Linked DNA regions of Homo sapiens: region 2 is linked to region 1. The links are chromatin loops, found by intact Hi-C in ENCODE. Cell type or tissue: adrenal gland. All regions are shown on one strand. Each heading gives the region's core, and the rest is flanking DNA. Links, peaks and the distances in the headings are about the cores only. Region 1 has its middle 35 kb from the start of GCM1. Region 2 overlaps ELOVL5 (ELOVL fatty acid elongase 5).

The links. A loop is a pair of places that touch in the nucleus more often than their neighbours do. Peaks named below come from ENCODE experiments on the same cell type or tissue, not always from the same donor. Only the 100,000 strongest peaks of a DNase experiment are listed, where the experiment ranks them.
Region 2: a loop joins it to region 1, with 2.5 times the contacts of the local background. A loop is called at or near these places in 28 of 110 quality-filtered maps.

Annotation. Positions count from the first base shown.
Region 1 is chr6:53,176,336-53,191,865 of GRCh38, forward strand. No RefSeq gene overlaps it. Among named protein-coding and RNA genes, the nearest start is that of GCM1, 35 kb to the left of the region's middle. In adrenal gland, for the core only: no CTCF peak of the experiment used is centred there; no DNase peak of the experiment used is centred there.
Region 2 is chr6:53,328,549-53,344,078 of GRCh38, forward strand. All of the region lies in intron 1 of ELOVL5 (ELOVL fatty acid elongase 5), which reads right to left. It also overlaps the pseudogene RPS16P5. Among named protein-coding and RNA genes, the nearest start is that of ELOVL5, 13 kb to the right of the region's middle. RefSeq lists an enhancer at 7,245-7,374. In adrenal gland, for the core only: no CTCF peak of the experiment used is centred there; DNase peaks (open chromatin) are centred at 6,783 and 7,147; H3K27ac peaks cover 2,495 bases.

The DNA of each region.
Region 1 (15,530 bases), core at 4,940-12,939:
GGCCTGGGGAATGGGTGATAGGTGCCATGTCCGGCCTCGAAGGCGGGAAGAAGAAGCCCCTGAAACAACCAAAGAAGCAAGCCAAGGAGATGGACGAGGAACAAGAGGCCTCCAAACGGGAAAAAAAAGGAGAAGCAGAAGAAACCCAGGAGCTAAAAGTGAAGGCCAAGGCTGTAGGGAAGGGCCCTCTCCCTGAACATGGGTGAAATCTGGCAATCTCCATCTCTTTTCCTATCAGTAACAAGAACAATCACTACTCATAAGTGTTAGGTGCTGTGTCATTTAATCTTTGCAAAAGGCCAAGAGATGTTGGCCCAAATTAGTCTCATTCACATGAGGAAACTGAGGTTCAGAGATGCTAATTAACTTGCCCAAGGCCAATATCTGGGTAAATGGCCAAAGCTAGCCTAGGAGATTCCTAAGGTAGTCTTTCACTATTTTGTACTAATTAATTCACTCAAAAAGTGTTTATTAGCCAGGCATGGTGGCTCATGCCTGTAATCCCAGCACTTTGAGAGGCAGAGGTGAGAGGATGGCTGAAGCCCAGGAGTTTGAGACCAGCCTGGACAACATAGGGAGGGCCCTATATCTATAAAGATTTAAAGATTAGCTAGGGCATGGGGGTGTGCTCCTGTAGTCCCAGCTACTTGGGAAGCTGAGTCAGGAGGATCACTTAAGCCCAGAAGGTCAAGGCTGCAGTGAGCTGAGATCATGCCACTGCACTCCTGCTTGGATGACAAAGTGAGACCCTGTCTCAAAAAAAAAAAAAAAAATATATATATATATATATATATACACACACACACACACACACACATATATATATACACACATACATATATATATATAACATATATTACATATAGATAGATAGCCCTCCTAACTGTGCCAGGAGCTCTGTGCAATTGAAGACACAGTTGTGCACAAACGTCCTCTCTGCCCTCTGGGAACTTAGTCCCTAGGGTTAGGCTGGAGAGTTCTTGACAGTCACCTGTTCCCTTTCAAGAAGACTTTGCTTCCCCTCCAGTCTCCATAAGAATGTCTGTAGATACTTTGGTTTTCTGCTCCTCTGGTAAGTCTGTAGCATTTTCCTGAAATTATTTTATCTTATAATTATGCAAATAACTTACGGAAATAAGTTGGAAAGATAATTTTCCATTTGTGATTGGATGCCAATGGATATTACTTTTTCCTTTTTTTCAGATAGAGTCTTGCTTTGTTGCCCAGGCTGGAGTGCAATGGAGCAATCTTGGCTCACTGCAACCTCTGCCTCCCTAGTTCAAGCGATTCTCTTGCCTCAGCCTCTGGAGTAGCTGGGATTACAGGCACGCACCACGCCTGGCTCATTTTTGTATTTTCAGTAGAGTGTTTCATCATTTTGGCCAGGCTGGTCTCGAACTCCTGACCTCAGATGATCCGCCCGCCTCAGCTGCCCAAAGGGCTGGGATTACAGGCATGAGCCACCGTGCCCGGCCTACTTTTTCTTTTTTCGTTTTTTCTTTTTCTTTTCTTTTTTTTTTTGAGACAGAGTCTTGCTCTGTTGCCCAGGCTGGAGTGCAGTGGTGTGATCTTGGCTCACTGCAAGCTCCGCCTCCCGGGTTCACACCATTCTCCTGCCTCAGCCTCCCGAGTAGCTGGCACTACAGGCGCCCGCCACCACGCCTGGCTAATTTTTTTGTATTTTTAGTAAAGACGGGGTTTCACTGTGTTAGCCAGGATGGTCTCAATCTCCTGACCTGGTGATCCGCCTACCTCGGCCTCCCAAAGTGCTGGGATTACAGGTGTGAGCCACCGTGCCCGGCCCTACTTTTTCTTAAGTGGCCGCACATCACAGCCTAACATCTTCCAGAGCAAACTGTAATTTGGAAACCTAACTTCTCTAAAGATCCCTCCATGTCCTCCCTTGACTTCCAGTTTGTTTTAAAATCCCAGTCACATCCTGTATATACGATGTGGAAGGGGAACGTGTGCACACTTAAGCAGTGCAGAGTCCTTAATTAGTAAAAAATGTTGGCTTGCTCCTTCCGTCTCCTGAGGGGCCTGAACCTACACCTCTCCCTGTTCAGGTCACTGACCAAGGGCTTGCTGACCTATCCCTTAGCCCTCCTTAGAACAACCTTACAGTACCAACCACACCTACCCAATGCATATTTTAAGGGCTCAACCTTCCCCTTTTCATTCAGTCTGATTTTACTCATTTGTTTTAGAAACAAAAAAGCAAAAAAGGCTGGGTGTGGTGGCTCATGCCTGTAATCCCAACACTTTGGAAGGCCAAGGTGGGAGGATAACAGGAGTTGAAGACCAGCCTGGGCAACACAGTGAGACGCAGTCTCTACAAATAATTTTTTTTTAATTAGCTGGGTGTGGTGGCGTGTACCTGTGGTCACAGCTATGCTAGGGAGGCTAGGGATCGCTTGAGTATCAGGAGGTCAAGGCTGCAGTGAGCTGTGATGTGTCACTCACTGCACTCCAGTCTGAGTGACAGAGTGGGACCCTGTCTCGATAAATAAATAAATAGGAGGAAAAGCAGAAAACATGTCCTATTTTCTTAAAAAAAATTAAAAAGCAACCAGAAGACTAAGAAGGCCTGGAAAAAAACTCACCACAATTTTTCTAATCCCAATTCATATGATTCTATAACACACATAAAACAGAGATATAGTTAATGCTCCAAACCCCTGTAGCTACATTACACAGGGCAATAAAACCATGAACCATGCACTTGGAATGTCTTACTTTTAACTTTGGAATAAAAAGGCTCAGGGACTAAGAGAAATGTGTTTTAAGTATTTAAAACACTCATATTCAGATATGCCAAATGAGATGGAGATGTACTGATTTAATTGATTTTGCTATTTTCTTTACAGGAAGAGGGGGGCGCTATTAAACTAGTGGTACTAAATTTCTTAGCATAGTGTTCAAAGGCCTCCCTAATCTAGAGGACTTTGCCAGCCTCTGTGGGTCCATAGATCACCCTAGATTGGAATACTCTTGATAATAAACTTTATTTTGTGTTCCTACACAGTCCTGGTCATATGATAAGCATGCAGTTATTTCAGTCATTTTATGGTATTATCAATACACTATCCATGTAGACGAACCTCTGAACCCTCAGTTCCTTGAATTCCTTACCTCCAATGATCTTGTCCACCACCCAATGCCTCACACTCACCCCCATGGTTGGAACCTAAACCTTATCAAGACCAGTAACTGCAACTGGTCATAATCTCAAAGTCAAGCGTTCAATCCATGCCTCCCACCTTCTATCATTTCAGATCAGCCTTTCCAGTAGCCTGGTAGCCCTCTTCAAAAATCTTTCCCCAACTAGAACCTCAAATCTATTGATCCTCTAACTCATAACACTCCCTCACCTGCTTCATGTTCTCTCCCTTCTAACCATGGGACACTAATTTTTATACCAAAAAATTATTGTTTGTCTGAAATTCACATTTAAGTAAGCATTATGTTGTGTTTTGTTTTGAGAGACAGGGTCTATGATGCCCAGGCTGAACTTGAACTCATGGGCTCAAGCAATCCTCCTGCCTCAGCCTCCTGAATAGTTAGGGCTACAGGTGCATGCCACCGTGAGCAACTATTCTTTATTTTTATCTGCTACATCTGGCAACCCTGCAATCATTATAATCACTCCCTTACATTAACTCCCAACCTCCTTGGCTCCCTCTGACTTGAAACTCCCTCAGCAAAAGCACAGCTGAGGTTAAAGCCCAGCTTCCTGACCACTCTGTGTCCCCCTCATTGCAGCAGACTGTGGCTGGGGGAAAGCACAACCCTGCTGGGCAGGTCTCACTTTAAATTCACAGCAGCAGCCCTTGAATAGGGCCTTCCTGCTGCCTGGTGAATCGTCCTACTTAGATTCCCCTACTCCATTTACACTGTATTTCATGCCTGTGCCAATTTCCTCAAATCTTCTGTATATTCTCCCTCATCCCCATCCTCGGGGTCCTACTTCACTGAAAAAACCGAAGCACTCAGGAGAATTTCCTGATTCCCCTCACCACATCCGTCCAACTTGTTTGTACCCATCTATGTTAACTTCTTGTCCATGACGTAGATCAGGGTAGGCAAACTATTGGCCCTGAGCCAAATCCAGCCCATTGCCTGTGTTTGTACAGCTGGCTAGCTAAGGATGGTTTTTACATTTTTAAATAGAGGAGAATTTTTTTTTCTTTTTGAGACAGGTTCTCACCCTGTCTCCCAGACTGGAGTGCGGTGGTGCAATCTTGGCTCACTGCAACCTCCGCCTCCCAGGCTCAAGCCATTCTCCTGCCTCAGCCTCCCGGGTAGCTGGGATTACAGGCATGCGCCACTACCACCCAGCTAATTTTTTAATTTTTGGTAGAGACGGGGGTCTCACCATATTGGCCAAGCTGGTCTCGAACTCCTGACCTCAAATTCAAATGATCCACCTGCCTCGGCCTCTCAAAGTGCTGGGATTACAGGTGTGAGCTACCACACCCAGCCTGAGGCAAATATATTTTATGACATGTGAAAATTATATGAAATTAAAATTTCAGCAATCCTAAATAAAGTTTTATTGGAACACAGCCATGTCCATTCATTTTGTATTGCCTATGTATTGCTTTAGAGCTGGGACCATAAAGTGGTTTCAATAGAAACTGTATGACTCACAAATACTAAATCATTTACTATTTGGTTCTTTATAGAAAAAGTTGGTGGGCATGGAGGCGCACGCCTATAATCCCAGCACTTTGGGAGGCCTAGGCAGGAGGCTGTCTTGAGCCCAGGAGTTTGAGACTAGCCTGGGAACATAGGGAGACCCCATCTCTACAAAAAATTTAAAAATTATCTGGGCGTGGTGGTGCATACCTGTAGTCCCAGCTACTCAGGAAGCTGAGATGAGGATCACTTGAGCCCCAGAGGTTGAGGCTCTAGTGAGCCTTGATTGTCATGCCACTGCACTCCAACCTGGGCAACAGAGCAAGATCCTGTCTAAAAAAGAAAAAAGGAAAAGTTTGCTGATCCCTGCCATAGACTATATGCTCCAATCCAAGGCCAATAATTCGCATCCCTCTCCACTATTCAAGGATATTGCCCTACTAATTCTACCTTATCCTGTGTCATCATTTTTCATTAGCATACCAAAAGGCTGTTATTTCTCCAATCTTTTTTTTTTTTTTTTTTTGAGACAGAGTCTTGTTTTGTTGCCCAGGCTGGAGGGCAGTGGTGCAATCTCAGCTCACTGCAACCTCCACCTCCTGGGTTCAAGCGATTCTCCCACCTCAGCTTCCCAAGTAGCTGGGACAACAGGTGTGCACCACCATGTCTGGCTAATTTTTGGATTTTTAGTAGAGACGGTGTTTCACCATGTTGGCCAATCTGGTCTCGAACTCCTGACCTCAAGTGATCCGGCTGCCTCGGCCTCCCAAAGTGCTGGGATTACAGGCGTGAGCCACTACACCCAGCCTATTTCTCCAATCTTTAAACAAAACAAACTCTTCCTTGGCTTGCCCCTGCCACCATCAGTGAGTGCTCTTTTTGGCAGCAAAAAAATCCCTAAAGAATAAACTGTACTTGAGGTCCACAATTCTCCAAATTTCTCTGAAAACATTCTCCATCACTACCGAAACTGCTCGCTAAGTTACCAATGACCCCCACATGCTAAATCCCACAGCCATTCTTGGTCTCCTCTCATCTTACCTGATCGTTGGGCAGGCAGCGTGTGACACGGTGGCTCACTCTTTGTGCTTCCAAGCACTTTCTTCGTGCTGCTTCCGAGACACCACACCCTCTTGATTTTTCTCCTCGATCCTGGATGCTTCCTTGTCGTCTCCTTTCCTTGTTCCTCTTTTTCCGCTCTTATCACGGGAGGGCTCCAGGACCTCTTGCCAGACTCTTCTTGCTTTCCCCTTCATAGACTCTTTCTGTCTCACCCTTTAAATTATCTCTGTCATGCTGATGACTCCCAAATATATGCCTGCAGCCCAGACCTCACTCCTGAGCTCCCTGCTTCACTGTTGAGCCCCCTACCTGTCGTCAACACATGAGCATCTGTGTTGCTCATGTGTTGAGCTCGTGTGTTGACAACTCAAAATCACCATTCCAGGAACAACCGGGGCGTCTGCACTTGATTACCACTCTCTACTTTCACCCCCGACACTGTAGCCCCTGTCCCCTCAAAGGATCACTGCCCCTAAGGAAAGTATTTCAACACTGTGATGTGATTTTTTTTTTTTTTGAGATGGAGTCTCACTCTGTCGCCCAGGCTGGAGTGCAGCGGCGTGATCTTGGCTCACTGCAACCTCTGCCTCCTGGGTTCAACCGATTCTCCTGCCTCAGCCTCCTGAATAGCTGGTATTACAGGCACCCTCCACCAAGTCCAGCTAATTTTTGTATTTTTAGTAGAGACGGGGTTTCACCATGTTGGCCAAGCTGGTCTCAAACTCCTGACCTCAGGTGATCCATCTGCCTCGGCCTCTCAAAGTGCTAGGATTATAGGCCTGAGCCACTGTGCCCGGCCTGTGATGTGATTTTTAAGATTTCCTTTCATAGGCAATTTCCAAGCAAAGCTTAATTGGACCAATCCACCACAGATCACACTGCAGATTTTCCATGTTAACATTGTGGATGATTTTTAATCAATAAACGCTGGAGATTTCTTCTCACCTGTCTCACCACTTGCCCAAGCTGCCAAAAACCTGTGGTTCTGTGTGCCAGGCCTTCACTTTGCAGTAAAGGATGGAGTAAGGGAACTCTGTGGGCCTCAGAAGGTGGGTGCCAGAGAGGGGGCTGCAGGGCTTACCAGTAGGCAGCCCCACCTGGTCCAGGGGAGCTGGAGGCAGAAGCAGGGTCTCTGTCCTCATGACTCTCCGGCTGACTTTAGGCCCTGAGGGGCGTGTGCAGAGCTCAGGGCTCCTGTGTGAGGGAGGACGTTCTTGACTCTGAGCCAGGTGAAGCCAGTGTGGGGGTGCTTACAAATTCGAGCAGTAAGAGAGGAGGTTCTGGGAGCTTCCAGCCCAGGATAGAAGCCTCCATGGCTTCTGGCAACTGGGTGTCCAGACCCAGGTAGTAGGGTAATTTTGGTGACAACAATGTGCCCGTCCCATTGAGTGTTACACCCCTGAATGGGTGAAAGACTCAGGGCTAGGCCTATGTGACCTGATGTGAAATTTCTGTCAAATAACAAAATTTTTAAGTGGTTTGCTAGGATTATTTCTATATTGAAAGTTTCTGGCTGGGCGAGGGGGCTCTCGCCTATAATCCCAGCACTTTGGGAGTCCAAGGCCAGTGGATCGTTTGAGCCCAGGAATTCAAGACCAGCCTGGACAACATAGTAAGACCCTGTCTCTACAAGAAATAAAAAAATTAGCCGGGTGTGGTGGTGCATGCCTGTAGTTCCAGCTACTCAGGAGGCTGAGGTGGGGGGATCACCTAAGGTTGAGGCTGCAGTGAGCTGAGATCACGCCACTGCACTACAACTTGGGTGACAGAGTGAGACCCTGTCTCAAAAAAAAAAAAACAAAAAAAACCTTCTAATTATACTTTAAAAACTACTAAAGGTTCAAATTGCCCCCTAAAAGACAAAACAATATTCTAGTCGAACACTGAAGTCCAGCTTCCTCTCATCCCCAACCTGTCTTCCTTCCCTCAAATACTGGCAACCTGTCCTTCCTTCCTCACAGTCCTACATCCTTGTAATCATCTTTGGTCACTCTTTCTCTCAAGCTCCACCTAGCATCTGTGAGGACATTGTGTTGACTTTGCATTCACAGTGAATCCAGCACCTGACATTTCTCACCCAATCTCACCTCACCTCATCAGTCTGAGCTAGATGACTACAATCCTTCCTAATAGTTCTCCCTGCCTCCTCCCTTGTCTGATAGTCTCCTCCCCACCAGAATAATCCTTTCAAAAGGACATCAGATCCACACCCTGCAGTGGCTCCCCACTTCCCTCAGAGCCAACGCCCAAGTCCCTTAGACCGCTTCCAAAGCCCTTCTTGATCTGGCAGGCAGCCCCACCAGCCCTCACCTCTTCTGCCCTGTCTCCTGTCATTCTCCCTAACTCACTCAGCACAACACATTGGCCTCCCTGCTGCTCAGGAGACAGGCCTGTCTCCACCTGGAGACCTTTGTGCTGGCTGTTCTATCTACCTGGAATGCTTTTCCCTAGATAGCTGCTAGGCTCACCTCTTCATCACCTTACAGTCTACTCAGATGTCACATTTCAGTGTGACCTACCCTAGCCTTCTGACCCGTCAGCCATACCCACCATCTGACATCACTCTATCAACTTGCAATATATTATACAGCATATTTACTTATTATGCAGTTTAATAGAGCATTATCTTTACAAGGCAACATGTTTTTATCTATTTTGTTCATTTTGATTATTTTGGTCCAAGTGCTTGGAACTAAAAAGCATTCAATAAATATTTGTGGAATGAATGAATTGAATATCTACTTGTTAAACGACTTCACCTTCATGTTTTTACTTAATTTTTCAGCCACCTTGAGAGTTATGTGTTACTCCATTTTACCTATAAAGACAGCAACCTTTAAAAAGTTTAAGTAACTTATACAAATCACAAGTTACTAAGTTGAAAAGTGAAATTGGGGACCAAGGTGTTCTTTTTCACCTCATAACTAGTGTCGTTTCCAGGCTCTCCATGTGGCTGCGTCCCACTTTGGTATTTGTGAGAATCAAAGGAAAGTCAAGTTCATTCACACCAAATTTCTTTCTTTTTTTTTTTTTGAGATGGAGTCTCCGTCTGTTGCCCAGGCTGGAGTGCAGTGACACAATCTCTGCTAACTGCAAGCTCCACCTCCCAGGTTCACACCATTCTCCTGCCTCAACCTCCCAAGTAGCTGGGACTACAGGTGCCCACCACCATGCCCAGCTAATTTTTTGTATTTTTTAGTAGAGACAGGGTTTCACCATGTTAGCCAGGATGGTCTCGATCTCCTGACCTCGTGATCCGCCCGCCTCGGCCTCCCAAAGTGCTGGGATTATAGGCGTGAGCCACCGCGCCCGGACGTTTCACACCAAATTTCTGTAAATCAAGGCAGAACTTCCCAAAATAACCGCTAAGGAAAAGTTAGAAGTGGGCACTTACTCATAATTATAAATGCATTTGTTCTTAAAATAATTCACACATTTAAATAACAGAAGTTTAAAAGTATTAAAATAGGTAGAAATCATTAAAAAATATATAAAGAAGTAAACATATAACAAATCACTTGCTTTTATCAGGTTTAAATATATCCTTGATGGAGTTGTGGTTAAAAAGAATCAAGATGAACTTCATGGGCCTGGCGCGGTGGCTCACTGCTGTAATCCCAGCACTTTGGAAGGCTGAGGCAGGTGGGATCACCTTAGGTCAGGAGTTCGAGACTAGCCTGACCAATATGATGAAACCCCGTCTCTACTAAAAATACAAAAATTAGCCAGGCATGGTGGCAGGTGTCTATAGTCCCAGCTACTTGGGAGGCTGAGACAGGAGAATTGCTTGAACCCGGGAGGCAGAGGTTACAATAAGCTGAGATCGCACCACTGCACTCTATAGAGCCTGGGTGACAGAGCGAGACTCTAACAACAACAACAACAAAAAACAAGAACTTAATGAAGTCTGATTGGAGGTTCAGGAAAAGTGATGGTTTTTTTTTTTTTTTTTTTTTTTAAGAGTGAAGGAAGGCGAAAAGAATAAACCAAAAAAAGTCATCTAAATAATTTGGACAGATGACATTCCCTAGTCTGCTAGAGGCTGCTGATCTCAGAGAATCGTCCTTTGTTTTAAAAAATCTAAAGACTATTGCCGGGCGTGGTGGCTCACGCCTGTAATCCCAGCACTTTGGGAGGCCAAAGTGGGCAGATCACCTGAGGTCAGGAGTTCGAGACCAGTCTGGCCAACATGGTGAAACCCCATCTCTACTAAAAATACAAAAAATTAACTGGGCGTGGTGGCGGGCACCTGTAATCCCAGCTACTTGAGAGGCTGAGGCAGGGGAATTGCTTGAACCAGGGAGGCAGAGGTTGCAGTGAGCCAAGATCATGCCACTGCCCTCCAGCCTGGGCAACAGAGTGAGACTGTCTCAAAAAAAAAAAAAAAAATCTAATGACTATTTAGCCTTTGTCTTTGGGACAACTAAAGGCTATATAGTCCAAATAGAGATTATCTTTACCTAGAATAGAAAACCGGAACAAAACCAGTAGAAAAGCTATTACCTTCTCATCCCAGGGCCTGTCAACCTAAAACCCAAGCTCCTCCCATTCCTGTGCCTGGAAAGCCCTCAGATTTGCATCAGAAACTTTGGAGAAGGTTTCCTTTGGTTCACATGGCAAACTGAAAAGTGGCTGTGCTAAAGGGTACACTCATCCCACCAATCTGTAGATATGGCTTTAATTAATTTGCCCCAAGATTTATGGGAAGAGAGGAAGGAGACAGTTTTTTTGTTTTTCTGTTTTTTGCTTTTTTTTTTTTTTTGAGACAGAGCCTCACTCTGTGGCCCAGGCTGGAATGCAGTGGCGCGATCTCAGCTCACTGCAACCGCCACCTCCCAGGTTCAAGCAATTCTCCTGCCTCAGCCTCCCAAGTATCTAGGATTACAGAAGCCTAGCGCCATGCCTGGCTAATTTTCATATTTTTAGTAGAGTCAGGGTTTCACCATGTTGGCCAGGCTGGTCTTGAACTCCTGACCTCAGGAGATCCACCCGCTTGGCCTCCTGGAGTGCTGGGATTACAGGTGTGAGTCACCACACCTGGCCTGAAAAGGACAGTTTTATGTGTCACCATGACTTCCCATTTAAAATCAATATAAAAACTGTAGCATCTCTGCTGGTTAATCATTAAATAAAAGAAGCATTACTGGTATAGCAATATTGGTATGATGCATTTTTAAATCACACGCTGCAGATAACTGATTAAGTGCTGTCATTGCTCTAACAATGCAATGTACAAAAGGATAGCCAGGACACTTCGCAGGGCCTCAAGAGCCTCCACCTGTATTTCTTCCTCATTCCTCCCAAGTTTACTTGTCGCAGGTAGAAAAAACAAGAGGCGGCTGAGGGCGGTGGCTCACGCCTGTAATCCCAGCACTTTGGGAGGCCGAGGCAGACAGATCACCTGAGGTCAAGAGTTCAAGACCAGCCTGGCCAACATGGCGAAATCCCGTCTCTGCTAAAAATACAAATATTAGCCAGTTGTGGTGGCTCACGCCCGTAATCCCAGTTACTTGGGAGGCAGAGGCAGGAGAATCACTTGAACCCGGGAGGTGGAGGTGGCAGTGAGCCGAGATCACGCCATTGCACTCCAGCCTGGGCAACAAGAGTGAAACCCCATCTCAAAAAGAAAAAAAGAAAAAGAAAAAACAAGAGACAACCACCTAAATAACCCAATGGAATAGGAGGGTGTGGGGTCAGGGCCATTAAGCCTGAACTGCCCCACCTGCCTAAGATAATTGCATTTGAAGGGATCCTTGAAATGGTTAAACACACAAATTTTGGAGAAGAATTTAAGTGATTTCCAACCTGGAACTCTGTAATCCCAGCTACAGGCAGGAGAATCGCTTGAACCCGAGAGGCGGAGGATGCAGTGAGCCAAGATCGCGCCACTGCACTCCAGCCTAGGCGACAAAGCGAGACTCCGTCTAAAAAAAATAAAAAAATAAGCCGGCCGGGCGCCATGACTCACGCCTGTAATCCCAGCATTTTGGGAGGCTGAGGCGGGCTGATCACGAGGTCAGGAGTTGGAGACCAGCCTGGATAACATGGTGAAACCCCTTCTCTACTCAAAATACAAAAATCAGCCGGGCGTGGTGGCAGGCGCCTGTAATCCCAGCTACTCGGGAGGCTGAGGCTGGAGAATCACTTGAACCCGGGAGGCAGAGGTTGCAGTGAGCTGAGATTGCGCCACTGCACTCCAGCCTGGGTGACAGAACAAGACTCTGTCTCAAAAAAAAAAAAAAAAAAAAAAAAAAAGCTAAAGAGAAGCCGGAAGTGCTTCCTCTGAATGAAAAGGTGAAAGTTCTCAGCTTAAAAGAAGAGGAAACCATCGTATTTTGAGGTTGCTAAGATCTGCAGTAAGAAGGAATCTTGTATCCCTGAGATCGTGAAGAAAGAAAAAGAAATTCATGCTAGTTTCGTTGTTGCATCTCAAACTGCAAAGCTCACAACAGTGTGTGATAAGTGCTTAGTTAAGGAAAAAAAAAACATTGAAATGTGTGGGTGGAGGTCATAAACAGAACTGTGTTCCGCTTGATGGCGATCAGGTTCAGTGCTATGGGCAGTTTCAGGCTCTGAACTTATCCCCTGTGGATAAGGGAGCGGGAGGGCTACTGTCATCCCTTTTCAGGAATCAGTTGCAGAAGAGATGTCTCTAGAACTCCTCCCACCAAGGTGAAGCTCCACCAAAAGCACCAAGAACCATAATACTGGTATGTCTGATCTGGTTTTGTTTTTGTTTTTGTTTTAGAGACAGAATCTCACCTGTGACCCAGGCTGGAGTGCAGTAGCTCACTGCAGCCTAAAACTCCTGGGCTCAAGAGACCCTTCCAGATCTCTTGGGACCGTAGGGTCCCAAGTAGGACCACAGGCATGCACCACCACACCCGGCTAATTTTTTATATTTTTTGTAGAGACAGGGTCTTGCTTTTGTTACCCAGGCTGTGATCTGTTTATTAAAATATGTCACTAGAGGTTAGAGCTACATCTCCTACTATTCTGCCTAGTAAGCATAATTAAGTAAAATATTCACTAAGTATAATTAAGTAAGTATTCATTTAGTGAAATAACTGAGTAGGAATCTAAGAACTAGGTTCCAGCCTAATCTATACCCAATGTGTAAGATATTACATGGGATCTGATCCTTAGCAAATGTCTTTATATTGATCCACAGTAGATCAACAGAATATATTTTTTAAAGACCTGTTCAAAGTTTTAGACAACTAGGGCCAGGCGTGGTGGCTCATGCCTGTAATCCCAGCACTTTGGGGGGCCGAGTTGGGTGGATCACAAGGTCAGGAGTTTGAGACCAGCCTGACCAATATGGTGAAACCTCGTCTCTACTAAAAATACAAAAAAAATTAGCCGGGCGTGGTGGCACATGCCGGTAATCCCAGCTACTCAAGAGGCTGAGGCAGGAGAATTGCTTGAACCCAGGAGGCGGAAGTTGCGGTGAGCCGAGATCATGCCACTGCACTCCAGCCTGGGCGACAGAGGGAGACTCCGTCTCAAAAAAAAAAACAACAAAAAAACACAAAACTAGATCATACAAAGTTAAAATATAACTTTCTTGAGAGTCATGATTATATTTAGCAACTTAAATCATTGCCACTGAAAAGCTTGGCTTCAGTTTTAAGCAACTAATCTAAAAGCTATGGCACAGAGCTTGCAAGGTGTGGGCTCTAAAGGGTTACATTACATAGCTAAATCATATAGTTGCTTGGCTGCCTTTATGCTAGACATCAAGTCAGGCAACTGGAATTCAACTCCTGGCAACCCCATTTACTACTTAGCTCTTGGACAAGTCACTTAATCTCCTTGCATTTCATCTGTAAAATAAAAATGATAATACATTCCTGCCTCATTCCACCACTAATGTAGGTGGAATAACATAAGTATGCAATAACTCTAAGACTCTAAGGCTCTGTGAAAATGTTAGTTATTTTTAACGTAAACTACAATAATGGTCAAAATGGCCAATATTGGCCAAAGCCACACAGGATCCTTCCCAATCCCTTGAAATCACCTTCTGATAACATTGTATATTATTATATTTTATATATTTCTAGTAGATGGACACCCACCTTCCACCCTCAAGTACACCCCAGCGCCTGTTGTTCACCACCTAGTGTCCATGTGTTCTTGATGTGTAGCTCTGACTTATAACTGAGAACATGCAGTATTTAATTTTCTGTTCCTGTATTAGTTTGCTTAAAATAACGATCTTGTTCTTTTTTTTTTTTTGAGATGGAGTCTGGCTCCATTGCCCAGGCTGGAGTGCAGTGGCACGATCTCGGCTCACTGCAAGCTCTGCCTCCCAGGTTCACGCCATTCTCCTGCCTTAGCCTCCAGAGTAGCTGGGACTGCAGGCGCCCATCACCACGCCCGGCTAATTTTTTTTTTTGTATTTTTAGTAGAGACGGGGTTTCACTGTGTTAGCCAGGATGGTCTCTATCTCCTGACCTCGTGATCCACCTGCCTCAGCCTCCCAAAGTGCTGGGATTACAGGCGTGAGTCACCGTGCCCAGCCAATCTTGTTCTTTTTTATTGGCTGCATAGTATTCCATGGTATATATGTAACCACATTTTCTATCTTTTTTTTTTTTTTTTGGAGACAGAGTCTCGCTCTGTTGCCCAGGCCTGGGCGACAAGAGTGAAATATGTCTCAAAAAAAAAAAATTAGCCAGGCATGGTGGAACATGCCTGTAGTTGCAGCTACTAGGGAGGCTGAGGCACAAGAATCATCTGAACCCAGAAGGCAGAAGTTGCAGTGAGCCGAGATGGTGCCACTATACTCCAGCCTGGGCAATAGAGCGAGACTCTGTCTCAAAAAAAAAAAAAAAAAAAATAGAAAATGTGATTACATATATACCATGGAATACTATGCAGCCATAAAAAAGAACAAGATCATGTCTTTCACAGCAACATGGATAGAGCCAGGGCCATTATCCTAAGCAAACTAATGCAGGAACAGAATATTAAATACTGCATGTTCTCAGTTATAAGTGGGAGCTACGCACAAGAATACATGGACACTGGGAGGTGAACAACAGGTGCGCTAGGGCATACTTGAGGGTGGAAGGTGGGAGCAGAGAGGGGATCAGAAAAAATACCTATTGGGTACTATGTTCATTGCCTGGGGACAAAATTTTCTGTACACCAAACCCCTGTGACACACAATTTACCTATTTAACAAACCTGCACATGTACCATAAACCTAAAATAAAAGTTAAAAAAATGGGAGAAAGAGAGAGAAAAGAATCTGGTAAAGCTTTCTTTTTCTTTTTTTTTTTTGAGAAGGAGTTTCGCTCGTCGGCCAGGCTGGAGTGCAATGGCACCATCTCAGCTCACTGCAACCTCTGCCTCCTGGGTTCAAGCAATTCTCCCACCTCAGCCTCCTGAGTAGCTGGGATTACAGGCGCCTGCCACCACCATGCCCAGCTAATTTTTTTTTGTATTTTTAGTAGAGACGGGGTTTTGCCATGTTGGCCAGGCTGGTCTCAAACTCCTGCCCTCAGCCTCCCAAAGTGCTGGGATTACAGGCGTGAGCCACTGCACCTGGCCTCTAGGTGTATATACTTCGGTAAATAAATATTGATATTCATATGCATTAAAATCCTTGGAAGAATAAAAAAGAAACTTGTTTTAGGAAGGGAATGCTGGGTAGATGGGGGACAAGTGTAGAAAGAAACTTCACTCTGTAATTTTCTCTTAGTTTTTTTAGACATAGGAATGAATTACACATTCAAACATTTTTAAAAATAAACAATTTGGCTGGGCGCGGTGGCTCACGCCTGTAATCCCAGGATTCTGGGAGGTCGAGGTGGGTGGAT
Region 2 (15,530 bases), core at 3,551-11,550, 150 kb after region 1:
ACATAAAACAAGATGGAGATGTGGGACATGATGCAGCAATTTTTTATTAAAACAAAGGCATTATCCAAAATCAACAGTTAAAAAAAGGTCAAGCAGTATCTATCCAAGAGACAGGAACAAAAAAGAAATCAGCTATTTTAAAACTATTCCAAAAGGTTGCTAGTCTGGAAGCCTAAATACTGTAATGTATAGATAGCAAAGAGAAAGGGATGAATTAAAAAAAATAAAATGAACATCTAAAAAGCTATTAATGCTACACTGAGACCTTAATCTCTTCGTTTACTCCTTGTTGTTTTGGGTTTTTACTTTAAAAACTGACCACTACAGCCTTACCACAGAGCACTAAAGCAAGCAACCAGTGTTGTTAAGTGGACATAAGCTTGCTTTTAAATACTGTCCTGTCTACAAAAAGTACCTTACAGATATGTTCATTTGATAAAAAGACCAAAACCAGCCCACCTGGTGAAGTTCACATGTGAAGGTGACACACATAGAGCCTGTGGCATAAAACACAGAATTTATTTAGGCAGAAGGAAACAGGAGGCAATGGCTGCTGAAGCAAGAAGGAAAAATGTTTTTATAACTAAGTAGTATATAAAGTACTTTTAGTACTATATATATAAAGTATAACTAACTACTACTACTACTACTGCTACTGCTACTGCTACTGCTACTACGAGATTACTTTTTCACTGTCACCAAAAGTTTTGAAAAATACGTTTTTATATTTTGAAATATATTTTGAAAAATATATACTTTATTATCATACAGTAGGTTAGTTATTTTTAAATGTTTTCATAATTGTTTTAAACCTATATTTTAAAACAATTTAAAATTGGTTTCTAATAAGGTAAATACTAATAGATATAATCCACATAAACAAAAGCTCTTTGAGTTTCTCAGTAACATTTAATAGCGCAAATCTTATCTTTTTTTCCTTTTGCTTTTTTAAATGTTTTTCTCTCAAGCCACTTTGTCTAAGAATACTATGTCGGTCAGGTGCAGTGGTTCATGCCTGTAATCCCAAGACTTTGGAAGGCTGAGGCGGGTGGATCACCTGAGGTCAGGAGTTCGAGACCAGCCTGGCCAACACGGTGAAACCCCGTCTCTACTAAAAATAGAAAAATTAGCCGGGCATGGTAGTAGGCACCTGTAATCCCAGCTACTTGGGAGGCTGAGGCAGGAGAATTGCTGGAACTCAGAAGGCAGAGGTTGCAGTGAGTCAAAATCATGCCATCGCACTCAGCCTGGGGGACAAGAGCAAGACTTCGTCTCAGAAAAAAATAAGAAATAAAAAAGAGAGAATAGTGTGTCTTCAGACCAAAAAGTTTGAGAGCTGTTGTATTAAAAACTGCACGTAGAATTTTCCTCTTCTGTACGATTTTATTTCTAAAAAGACATTATATATTTAGCTTCTTATCTTAATGGCAAATAACCCAAATACACTTTAAAAATAAAGAACTTCTACAGACGCGTCACTTAACAATGGCAATACATTCTTAGAAATATGTCACTGGGCGATTTCATCATGAGAACATCATAGAGTGTATTTACACAAACCTAGATGTATGGCCTACTACACATGCAGGCTATATGGTACAACCTATTGCTCCTAGGCTACAATTAACCTGTTTGGCATGTTACTATACTGAATACTGTAGGTAACCATAACACAGTGGCAAGTATTTGTATAGCTCAACAAAGAAAAGGTATAATAAAAATAGAATATAAAAAATAAAAACCAATACACCTGTACAGGGCACTTACCATGAATAGACGTTGCTCTGGATGAGTCAATGAGTGGTGAATGACTATGAAGGCCTAGGACATTACTGCACACTGTAGACATTATAAATACTACATTGAGGCTAAACACTATGCTGAGGCTACACTAAATTTATTTTAAAATTTTTTCTTCCTCAATAATAAATTAACCTTAGTTTATGGTAACATTTTTTTCTTTATAAACTTTTTTTTTTTTTTTTTTTTTTTTAGGGACAGAGTCTATGTTGCCCAGTGGGGCTATCCACAGGTGTAATCATAGCTCACTGCAGCCTCGAACTCCTGACCTCAAGTGATCCTGCCTCTTCAGCCTCCCGAGTAGCTGGGACTACAGGTGCATGCCACTGTTCATGAGTTTTACAGACTTTTACATTTTAACTTTTGACTCTTTTGTAATTAACACAACACAAATACATTGTACAGCTGCATAAAAATTATTTTCTTTATACTCATTCTGTAAGCTTTTTTCTATTAATTTTTCTTTTAAAACTTTTTTTTTCCTTAAACACTAAGACAGAAACACACACATTAGCCTAGGCCTACTCAGGATCTTCAATATCACTGTCTTCCCTTCTACATCTTGTCCCACTGGAAGGCCTTCAGGGGCAATAACATGTGATAACAATGTTTTCTTCAGGAATACCTCCTGAAAGACCTGCCGGAAGCTGTTTCACAATTAACTTTATTTTTTGGTTAAGTAGGAGTACTCTTTAAAATAATGACAGGCAGTGGCTCATGCCTGTAATACCAACATTTTGGGAGACCGAGGTGGAAGGACTGCTGGAGCCCAGGAGTTGAAGATCTGCCTGGGCAACACAGTGGGACCCCATCTCAACAAAAAATTTAAAAAGCCAGGCATGGTGGTACATACCTGTGGTCCCAGCTACTTGGAAGCTGAGGTGGGAGGACTGCATGAGCCCAGGAAATCAAGCCTGCAGTGAGCTGTGATTACACCACTGCACTCCAGCATGAATGACAGAGCGAGACCCCATTTCCAAAATAAATAAATAAAAATTTTTTAAATGATAAAAAGTACAGTAAATACAAAAACCAGTAACATAGTTGTTTATTATCCCTATCAAGCACTGTATATGGTACGTAATTGTATGTGTGATACTTTTATAGAATTAGCAGTGCAGTAGGTTTACACCAACATCTCCACAAACACATAAGTAATACACTGCCCTAGGACATTAAGATGACCCCTACTTCACCAGGCAAGAGGAATTTTTCAGTTCCATTATAATCTTATGGGACCACCATTATATAGGCAGTTCATCACTGACCAAAATATGGTTATGCAGTGTATGACTAAACTTGTCCTTTAGCAGTTAAATGAAACTTGGAGTACACCGAGTTTAAAAATCTAACACTCAAAATATTTGAAGTTTGTTAAAATGGTCATTTTGGAAATAAGCTAATTATAATGAATAAATCTTACACTAAATATATTGTAACTGTATTAGTCCGTTTGGTGTTGCTATAAAGGAATATCTGAGACAGGGTAATTTATAAAGAGGTTTATTTTAGCTCACAGTTCTGCAGACTGCACAAGCAGCACAGTGCCAGCATCTGCTTCTGGTGGGGCCTCAGGAAGCTTTTACTCACTGTGAAAGGTGAAGGGGGACCAAGAGTGTCACATGGTGAGAGAGGAAGCAAGACAAAGAAGAGCAAGAGAGAGATGCCAGGCTCTTTTACACAACCAGATCTCACATTGAACTCTTTACCATGAGATGGCACCAAGTCACTCATGAGGGATTCGTCTCCATGACCCAAACACCTCCGAGTAGGCCCCACCTCAAACACTGGGGATGAAATTTTCACATGAGATTTGGAGGGGACAAACACCCAAACTACATCAATAACTAGAAATACTCTGTGAAATAAGTTGTTACCAGTTCCCTACTAACTCGTCAAGTTACATTCAGTATGGTATTAAGAGAAATTCAACCCAATCAGCCAAACAGGAGTGAGGTGATTTTCACATTATTGGTAGGCATAAAAACTGAGTTTCTTTAGCCACAGCATGATGCTAACTCTCCTTCCAAATGAGGACGCTCCTCATGGAGACTTAATTACCAAAAACTAAAATTTAAAATCATAAATAATGAGAGAAGCAAGTTTCCTGTGGTTAAATCACATTAGGTAGTACTGCAAATAGAATGTATTCAATTATCAACCACTACATAAATGCTGAAGTGTTATACATACAAACATATACACAGAACGGAGCAGGAGGAGGGAAAAGAGGCGGAGAGAGAATGGAGAGGGAGTGAAATGGAGAGGACAAGGAGAGAAAGAGAAAGGGGAGTGCGTAGAGGAGTGATCACTCAGAATCAAAGTCAAAAATTCATTTTTCTGACTTCAACTTGCCACAACACACACTTTTTGGAAACCAAACTTTCCATTTGCCTACCATGTCAGTCAGTTTTCATCAGGTACTAGTTTCTTTGGCTCTGTTTGCTAATCAGTTCAAACTGTATCATGTAAGAGGTTCTTCAAAAACTTTACAAAAACACGAAAGCCACCCTCCCCAAAAGGGTACAGCTACAGGGTGGCTTGGGCCACTATGTGCCCCCAGCATCAGTGGCTGAAGCTCAGCTGACTCCTTAAAGCGAAGACCTGGCTGAAGGAAGAAAAGCAGGTCAGCAAGGGGGAGAGGGGAGAGAATGAATAAATAAGGTAGGGAGAAAATTACATGACACTCCCTTCTCTAAAATAAGAATCTGGGAGTGACACTCCACCTCTCCAAGCATGCCTTTCAGGGTTGGGAAGAGTATCCCTTTGCAAGAGAACGGTGTAGAGAACAGTGTTAAAGAGAGTGTTAATCCTGTGTGAACCTCAACACTTACCTGCTATAAAGGTGGATTACATATCCTCATGGGTCATGAAGAAACTCAGTGCTTTTAAACTAGACCTCTGAAAGATCATTAGTTCACAGCCACAGAACAGACACTTGCAGATTTCTCCCAACAAAATGCTTGCTGTTTGCTTTCTTCGTTTGGAAAACATTACAGAGAAATGCCTATAAAACCAGGTAGACTGTCTCATTAGAGGAAACTGACTTGATCTGAAGAATGGGGGAAAAAATCATGACTGTTTATAGTGGACAGTACAACTGAGACGTTAGTAATGAGCAGGGCACCAAGAACAGGACCAAGACTGTCTCCTCCCTCTCTGTTTTAAATCGTGCTGCACTCAGTTTATGTTTTCAGGGGCTTTGTCTTATAGGGATACTGATTAATGTAAATGAATACTCACAATTTAGCACACAAAAATCTTATTTTTATCAAATCAAAGGACAAAGGGAAGGGAGAACAAGAAATTTAACTGGTCAACTTAGAATGAATGGGCTCTCTTGTTTTAACCTTATTTCCCTTTCTGGAGAATAAAAGTAATGATAATTATAATTAAAGCAGTTTTCATGTGTGGTTTATGGAAGTCATTACTCTATTAGTCATGCCCCATATCTATATAGGATTTAAAATTTTTAAATTATACTTGGTGCAGTATTCACTGAAAGTCTTTTTCACCTGTAAGCTCAAATTCCACGGTGAAACAACATTAGGTAGAAGGACAGTGACCAGGGAGAGATAAAACAACTATGATACCACGTTGCCTGTCTATTGACCTCCCTGTCTATGGTATCCTACAATCTCTAATGTCAATATGGTCTATAGTGGCTCTGAAATTGTCTCCTATTTCCCAGGAAATAGGCTATACTTTAATCACTGCAACCAAGTTAATTGTGAAGGACAAAAAACTTCTGAAACCAAAAACTTTTAGGATGTAAACATGTCTAAAAAAGTGTTTGATGCCAAACTGACATTTTAAAAACAGAATTTAACACGTTGTAGCAAGCAGAACCCATTTCCCCTTTTCCAGCACAAGCCATCAAGTTCTGTTTGGGGCTTCAGCCTCCCAAACTCAGTTGGAGAAATCTTACAGTATGAAAACCCAAGAGACAGAGGCCACAGCCTGGACCAAGAGACCAACCAGAGCCAGAGAGGCTCCTGAGAAGACCTGCAGCACAGGGTAAAATATGCAAGGGAGGGCCATATAACTTTTATCTTTACTTAATTTATTTTAATTTACTAATTTTTAAGTATTAACCTATTTTATTTTTATTAAATCTCTGTGGTTGCACAGAATTCAAATTGCAGCAAAAATCATTCAGGGCTAAACACTGGAAAAATCTCTTAATTCTAAGGTACATGACACAATGGACTCAAAAACAGTTGCTGAGTCCCTTTCACTGGAGAAATTTAAAGAAAGGGTATAGAAAAGTTTTGACCAATTCCACCCAATCCTGCATCCCCAATTCCAATCTCAAGGACCAGTTTCCATCTGATCTCTCTCCACCTACAGATGGTGGTCCTGAATCTCCAAATCAACAAACCAAAAACTGAATCCATCATCTTCTCACACCTGGTTTTTCCTTCCAACTCCCTCATTTCTGTGACCTGCCCCATAACCTTACCAGGAATCCAGCCCCCAAAGCAGGGTGGACTCCTCCCTCTGCAATGGACACCAGGATTCAGGTCCTGTTGCTGGCTCCAAAATGCCCACAATGCCCTGTTCTCCCAAATCAGCACATTCAACAGTGACATAAAGGAAAGAGTTAGATAGAGAAATGATATCTGGTGCTGCTCCACAGCTAGCTGTGTGATTCTGGGCAAGCCATTTAAATTCTCATTCTTGGTTTCATCACCTATTACGTGAAAAGGCCAAATTATTTCTAAATTCCAAGCTCTATGGGATTTACAGGATTTGCATCCACTTCTCTTGATCCCCAAAGCCACTATGTAGCTGAAGCCACCATCATTTCCCAACCAGATTAGTACACTCTCTCCCAGTGGATATTTCCTGCCTCTAGTCTTGTGCTGCTCCTCACCCCCTGAAAGCACCTGTCTAGGTTACTCACCTCCAGAAACCAGTCAAAGGCTCCGGGGAAAATGACCAAACCTGTCCCTGTGGCCCCAGGGCCCATGTGATCAGAACCCTGTCTCCCTCTGGCTTCCCTGGTCTACTTTCTGTTCCTCATATGCTCCTCCATCACCCAACTACCTGCCCCCTTTGCCTCCGAGCCTTTGCTTCAATACCCTGCCCATTTCCTCAGTCCAGAGAGATTCTTGCTTAGTCTCTAGGCAACGTTTCCTCATCCCCTCCCCCACCCCACCAGTCTGATTTAGGTGTCCTTCCTGTTTACTCGCAGGGCACACCTTTGCAGACCTCTCAGAGGCCTTGTCACTGTAAGTATCTGTTTATTTTGTCACTATCCTTCCCCCAGACTCTCAGTTCCAAGTGAGTGGGGACTGCTGGTCTCGTCTACCACCCATGGCACAGACAGCCGGTTCTTGCCCAAACTCTATAAACAGTAGCAGTACTTTTAGCTGCACATGGCCACCCAGAATAAAGATGAGATTTTCCAGCCACCTGCAGCCACGGGGTGATGTTCTAGCCAATGAGATGTAAGCAAAGTTATCTGGAGGCTGTTTCTGGGAACTTCCCATAAAAGAAAGCACCATCCGCGCTTCTACTTTCTGTTTCTTCTTACATCCTGCTGCTCGGAAGACTGAGGCCACACTAAGCCTGACAGACGTATGATGAGCAAGGAATTTACGCAGGGTCATACTAGCCCTGAACCATCCACCCTGCCTTTCATAAGAGATACACACTTCTACTTTGTTTTGGGATACCATTATTCAAACCACTATTATTTTGGCATGTCCATCGCTGCAGCTGAACCTAACTGCAACATACACAGCCATACCCGTAGTATAATAATAAACTACCTGTTGATTCGAGTATATACCTCATAATTCCTACTGAGTCTTTTTACTGGTAACTGTATTGTCACGTGTAGGGTCCACATTCCTTAGCAGAGGCTAACACAGACAAATGACCAACACTGAGTGGGTTTAAGTGATCAACAAATACTGACCAAGTGGCTACTGAGGCAGATAAGCTCTGTCCGACATGTATGGTGTACTTTAGCCTGGGCTCAATGTTGCTGCCAACCAAAACAAGGTTAAATAAGAGGGCCAGGCCAGGCACAATGGCTCACACCTGTAATCTCAGGATTTTGGGAGGCTGAAGCAGGCAGACTGCTTGAGCCTAGGAATTCAAGACCAGCCTGGGCAACACGGTGAAACCTTGTCTCTACCAAAAATATAAAAAATTAGCTGGGCATGGTGGTGCTTGCCTGTAGTCCCAGCTATGCAGGAGGCTGAAGTAGGAGGGACACCTGGGCCTGGGAAATTTGAGGCTGCAATGAGCTGAGATGGTGCCACTGCACTCCATCCTGGGCAATTGGAGTAAGACTGCCAGTTTCCATGATCATTTTATTATGGAGTATTTGAGTGCCTAGACATCAAAGTTCACCCTATTCCGTCCTTGGGAACAGTGCCACCAGACTGGTCTATCATTGGTATATTCTACCTGAAAGCCCTAACAGGTAATATGCAGGTAAGCAAGGCCCTTTAAAATAACAGCACATGTCATCTCTGCTTCTAGGGCAGCTGGGATGTCTAGCAATTTTTTTTAACCTTAAAGACCTTCAACCATTGTTTACTATAAAGGTAAACCTTGATCTTTTTGATGGGCTTACTGCTATGATTTCTGGTAGTGAGCACAGGCACCAGGGCCTGCAAATTTCTTGGATTCATAGCAACAGGGGTGAACCACCAGCAAGGTCTGGTGAGGGTGTCTTTGATCTCCTCGGAAGCCTCATCTACATATTTTGGGTAACAGGGTACCAGGGCTTTGGAGATGTACTGAAGGACAGCATAAATCTGAACCACATGACCACTACCCTTCACACGAACATGGATGTCCATTCCAGCAAGCTGTTCCTTGTCCAGAAGCAGACCTAATTCCAGTAGCTTGTATTGCAGTGTGAGCAGCTTGATCATCTCCAGGGGCCCCTCGTTCATCCTGATGAAGCCACTGCCACATCTGCAGAGCACCACAGCTATGGCCATCTCCTTGTATGTGAAGATCTGCACAGACTGCAGCCAACGAGTCCTTAGATGGCATGTCTCCAGGCATAGGTAAGAGCTCCTCATTGCACCATGCCACAACAGGAAAAGGTGTCTAGCAATTTGTATGGTCTGAGAGCTGCTGGTGTTCTACTCCTTCAGCTGGAAGCAAGGCAACTGGCCTTCTAAAGTCTCCTGCCCAGGTAAGCTCTTCATTTGTGAAACATTATGTATTCTCAGGCTATCAAGGCATACTCAGCTTCACACAGCCATTAGCACATATTATAGGACTGGTTATATTTGAAAGGTACATATGTATTTAGAGAAACATTCAGGCACGTAATTGCTAGATACCTACACTATGTGCCAGATAAACATGGCAGACACTATGCAAAGCACTATACAGGTACAACCTCATCTAATTTTTAGGAATCAAGAAAACAGAGGCAAGGAGCCAAGGAGAAATTGTAGTTGTCCAGGAAGGATCTGACATGCTATGGAAGGCTGGGGCAATGTGGGGAAGGGGAATAAGCTTAGAAGGACAGAGAGTATGAATGAGTAATACTTGGTGACTGACAGTTGAGCAAAGTTTGGTAAAAGCATGGTTGATGAGAGAGGAGAACACAAGCATTGCTTCCAGCTTAATGGCTTGGGCAAACTGGCGGAGGATGGTGCTCCTGACTACGTTGGCCAACAGGGGAGGTATGTGGGGCACCCAACGATGAAAAGTTATGAGTCTGGAGCTCAAAAGAAATAGATGGGCTAGAAATAAATATCTAAGGGTGGATGGTGGGTGGGTGGATGGATATTTGAATCCATGGGGCAAGTAGATCATGCAATGAGATTTGGTCTTCTGACAGTACTTTGCAACTGTTTGCCTACATTTTAAATTTAATACGCCAGTCCCATTTCTTAAAAAGATGGTAAGTTCAAGCCTGAACTCTGTACCAGGGGGTCAATGAAAAGTACTTACCTTACTGTCACTTGTCACATCCAACTTCCCTTGGGTCACACTGAGCCTATTCTAAGCCCTTGCAAAGGAAACAAAAAGAAGCTGCTTTTGTTCCTACTCCTTGCAAAAGGAAGAAAAGGCAGCTGCTCTGAAAATGAAACCATCACAATATTTATCACATTCTCCTAGAAACATGAGGTCCTGGGATAATGTCTTTATGGGTCTCTCTGGAGAAGCTCAAAGGGCACCTGTTTCAAAGGGCAACTTCCTTCTTGGATGAAGCATCTTGTAGAGAAGACAATCAATGGCCAAGGTAGGTAACAGACACCAAGATACTACACACGCCTCTAATGGTTCCCTTAAAGCCTGAGCTTAAGCAGTCTGGGCTCTACTTCAATCATATTCTAAACATCTAAACCAAAAGACTGCAATTGCAAATAACAGGGAGACAAATATTCAAAAGGCTTTTAAGCAACATTTTCTGCTACAGGCAACTGCTGATGGTTCTTATCTGAGTGCAGTCTCTTAACTGATGTGATTACTTGAATATTCAAAATAAATTATCATTTGAGGAAATTATCAATTGAGTTCTCCAACCTAATTTGTGCAAAGTATACAAAGGCAGTGATACCTTAAGCTGAAATTAAAAGACGGTGGAGAAACATAATAAAGATTAGTTATGCAACCCCCCAAACGAAAATGTCTTAAAAGATTTTAATTCAAGCCTGTGTAACATAAATAAGGCATATAACACAAAAACACATTTCTTTTTTAAAACTCAATCTACACGCCCACATTTTATAACTGTTGTTTGGGTGTGAGGGTGAGTGAGGAGAGGGAGAAGCAAAGTTAAATGTGTAAAAAATGGGGGAAAATCCTGCTACAATACAGCATTTTTCAAAGGGACACACAGTCTAGCAACTGTGTATTCATCTCCTCTATAGCATGTCTCTGAAACCAACAGTTGTTTTATCACCTGTTCAGATTCCATGTGAATATATAAGCCACCCCATGAATTTTGTGATTCTCTTATTTTAGGAATGCTGATACTTATAGCCATTACAATGTTGCCAAACCTAGTGTCCCACACCCAGAAAGAAAACTCAGTTCTGAAAGAGTCTAAGGATCCTAAGAGAACTGAAGGTGGTGGCAGACTTGTCTATAGCCTGAACACCATGGCCCAGCACAGTGGCCCTTAATGGGGCCTTGTATCAAAATGACTTAATGTCATTCTCTATCAGAATGTTTTCAAAATATAGTCACGCATCGCATAATGACCTTTAAATCAACAATGGACCACATATACAATGATACTCCTGTAACATTATAATGGAGCTGAAAAACTCCTATTGCCTAGTGACATCATAGCACAATAAAACATTTGTGGTGATGTTGGTGTAAATAAACCTACTGCATAGCTAGACCTGTAACAGTATCACACATAAAATTATGGACAGTACATAATGCTTGATGCTGATGATAAAGAACTATGTCATTGGTTTATGTATTTGGTATACTATACTTTTTTATCATTAATTGAGTGTACACCTTCTAATTACATATTTTAAAAAGTTAACTATGAAACAGCTTCAGATAGGTCCTTCAGGAGGTATTCCAGAAGAAGGCATTGTTGTCATAGGAAATGACAGCTCATGTGTGTTACTGCTCCTACAGACCTTTCAGTGGGACAAGATGTGGAGATGGAAGACGGTGACATTGATGATCCTGCCCCTGTACAGACCTAGGCTAATGTGTATGTTTGTTTTAGTTTTTAACAAAAAAGTTTAAAAAACTTTAAAAGGAGAAAAAAAGCTTGAAGAATAAGGATACGAAGAAATAAAATATTTTTTTTGCAGCCATACAGCCTGTGTTTTAAGCTAAGTATTATTACAAAAGAGTAAAAAAGTTTAAAAAATTTATAAAATAGAAATGTTACAATAAGCTACAGTTTATGTATTAAGGAAGAAAAATATATATTAAAATAATACATATTTTTAAAAAAACTTTTATTATAAATAAGTAGAGATGGAGTCTTGTGATATTGCCCAGGCTGGTCTTAAATGCCTGGTCCCACCTCAACCTCACAAAGTGCTGAGATTACAGACATGAGCCACCACACCTAATCAAAAAATATTTTTTATAAACCTAATGTAGCCTAAGTATACAGTGTTTATAAAGTCTAGAGTGTACAGTAAAGTCCTAGGCCTTCACATTCACTCCCCACTCACTGACTTACCCAGAGCAACTTCCAGTCCTGCAAGCTCCATTCATGGCAAGTGCCCTACATAGTTGTATCATTTTTTATCTTTTATATTTTTACTATATCTTTTCTTCATTTAGATATACAGATACTTGCCACTGTGTTACAGCTAGCTACAGTATTCAGTACAGTAACTTGCTGTACAGGTTTGTAGCCTAGGAGCAATGTGGTATATCATATGCCCTATGTATGTGGTAACCATCTAGGTTTGTCTAAGTACACTCTATGATGAACACACAACAACAAAATTGCCTAAGAGTACATTTCTCAAAAAGTATTCCCATTGTCAAGCTATACATGACTTGTACGACTTGTACACCTGACTTACATTTTCACCCAAGGGAGATCAGGCAATCTGGAGATAGAGGCTCCCTAAAGAATGTGAGTGTCTTTCCCTCCCGTCTGCATTTCTCTGAGCGTATATACCTTGTAAATCAAACCAGATGGGGCTAGGACCGGGTAAGGAAACCAATGCTGGATGCCCTTGGCCAGTCATACTAATCCAGCCACACTAGACCAGTCAGGCTAGTGAACACTGACTCAACTGGGCTTTTGAACACTGATTTCTTACACTAACAATTGTAAGCTATTCAGTGTGTACGCTTCTGATTTTCCCCAAAAAAGAGGTTTAAGTTCAAAATATCTAAAATAAGGAGTAATGGAAGAAACAAACGGTCACCCTTTCAAGTATTGATCATAAATGTTATTCCCTATTAGCTTTCTTTATCTAAACCTTTATTTAGTTACTGTCAACAGAAGCTATATGTTGATTATACCGTCAGCCTCCCAGAATGTAACGATGAATAAGAAACTCAACCTTGTTTCCTCTCATGTATCTAAAGCTGCAAATACAAAGATCACTACTTAGGTCTGACAGGTGTACAGCACAGCAGGGTGGCCAAGATTAGAGTCTTTAAGCCAATCTGCCTGGGTTTGAATCCTGCCTCTGCCACCTACTAGCTGTGGATATTTGGACAAGTGACTTAACCTTTATCTTAGTTTCCTCATCTGTAAAATTGGGGTCCCTACCTCGTGGGCTTTTGTGAAGCCACAATGAATTAATACATGTTGAACACTTCAGAAAAGTGCCTATTATGTGGTACCAAGCAGCTATATTCAGTACCCATAGAACAGCTTTGTTCTCTTTAAAATTTGCAGAATATTCCGTTGCCCAGCTGTAGCATGATTTATTCTTTTCAAGGACATTTAGTCTACTAACTCTTCCAATCTTTTGCTATTAGAAACAATGCTTCAATAAACATCCTATATAACAGAGAGACGTTTTTACTATGCTAATTAAATTAAGTCAGTGCCCCACCTAACTTTCATGTACAATACTGATAGTTTTAATACCCTCCAAAGTAGGCACAGGATTATCACCTTCCAAGTTCTACATAGATTCTAGGGTCTCAAGGAGGTAGAGTGACTTACCTGCTGAAGCCCACGCAGCTGTTAAGTGGCAGAGGTGGAACCCCGCATAGGTGCAGGCTGCCAACCCAATCTGCTTCCCACAGCTGTCCTTACTTAAAAGAAGTACAGGAGGTATTCTTTTAAATGCACCTCAGATCCATCACAGAGATTAATATGCAGAAGTTCGGACAGAAGCAAACTCAAATTTTCACACAGATGCTTCTAACAAATACAGCTGATGGAGGCGTCAACGACTTCTGTAAATATTGAAGTATTATTTCTTCTGCCAAAGACTGAAGCAGAAGTACCCTGAATACTACCCCTAGGGAGATACATCACATTTCAAACTCCCCTGGAAGCAAATGAATAATTACTGAATTTGGTATCATGAGAACTATTCTTCAGGGAAGGAGAAATTCATAACACTCACTTTGTTGTAGCATTTGCTGTGCCAAGACCAAAGAGGAACAAGTACTACTCTGGGGTTCAGAAACTCATAAAACACAGACCTGAGTGGCCAATTCGCCAGCATGGCTTCAATTAGGTCTGTTCAGCATGGGCTTATAAGAGATTAATTCTGACAGGATGAAATTGTTGACATGAGGAAAAGGATGGGGTAAATGTGGAACTTAACAGAGATGGAACCTGTGCTCGCAAGAGGGTGCCTACCTAATATAACCATAAAGATTACAGTTTAAAATCACAGGTATATTTCAATAAAATTGTTATTCTCCCAATTAGAGAAAGCATGCCAGTATCAGCACTAAAAATCTTAAAATAAATCAGAAATTTTTCCCTAAATCCCAGTCAGCCAGCAGACATCAAATAAAAGGTAAAAAAGTCCAATCTAATAATAAGGAATACTAAGACATACTCATGCCTGAATGCAATTACAACTGTACTTCACACAGAACTGGCAGAAGAGGATGGAGGAGCAAGAGTGGGAATTTAGTCTTTCTAAAAGGTCACCAAGTATGAATATTTTAAATCCAGAGACTACACAATTCTAAAAGTGAATGCCTACAAGTCCACTAAAAATGTTACCATGGAGCAAACACGCCAGTGGGAACCAAAAAGGCTGGTAATAACATTTACGGGTTGAAACTGGGGTTGGTGGTGAGGGTTCCTATTGCAGAAACTGAAAATCAGGTCAGGATAGGCCAGAACATCTCCAGCAGTGATGTTTTAATCTCATAAAGAGAAAACCAGCAGCTTGCTGCTGCTGCTGCAATCTCCATCAACTGTTCTGACATTTTCCCTCCCTCCCTCCCTCCTTTCCTTCTTTCTTTATTTATTTTGGGACAGAGTCTGGCTCTGTCACCCAGGCCGGAGTGCAGTGGTGTAATCACGGCTCACTGTAACCTCCGCCTCCTGGACTGAAGTCATCCTCCCACCTCAGCCTCCCAAGGAGCTGGGACTACAGGCATGTACCACCACATCCAGCTAATTTTTGTATTTTTTGTACAGATGGGGTCTTGCCATATTGCCCAGGCTGGTTGCAAACTCCTGAGCTCAAATGATCTGCCCACCATGGCTTCCCAAAGTGCTGGGATTACAGGTGTGAGCCACCGTGCCCAGCCAACATCTACCTTTCTAAGATCTAAATGATCTCACTTTCATTCTCTATCCCTGGCCAAACAGAAACAAAACAAAAATAAAAAATAAAATTTGCTCTAGGCAAAAATGAAAATAAAATTTAATCTTTCATTTTAAAGGAAAAGAGACCAATGCTCAGAGTTGATTTTCTTCAAGTTAGGACAAGAAACCAAGGCAGCCAGATTCTATACAAGAATGAGGCACCCTACTTAAACAATCATGCCTTCCAATCTTCTCAAATTACTTCAGTTTTAATAAACACACAAACATGTATGTACTTTACTATAAACCTGTAACGTGAAGCTACATGTGTTTTAATAACTATCATGGGAGCAGAGGTAACCCAGCTGGTGGAAGAAGCCCAGAAGCCTGGCTCTGCCAGCATCTGGCTGCACCACCTTTGGTAACATTGGGGCTTTCCTTTTCTCACCAGGGAAAAGTGTAGGAGGCATCCCAATTCTGTAATATTAAAATGTGGAAAGTTACCTGCAGTGATTTTAAGATGCCACTGATTATAAGCTCCATCTCTACCCAGATGTGAAATGTGAAA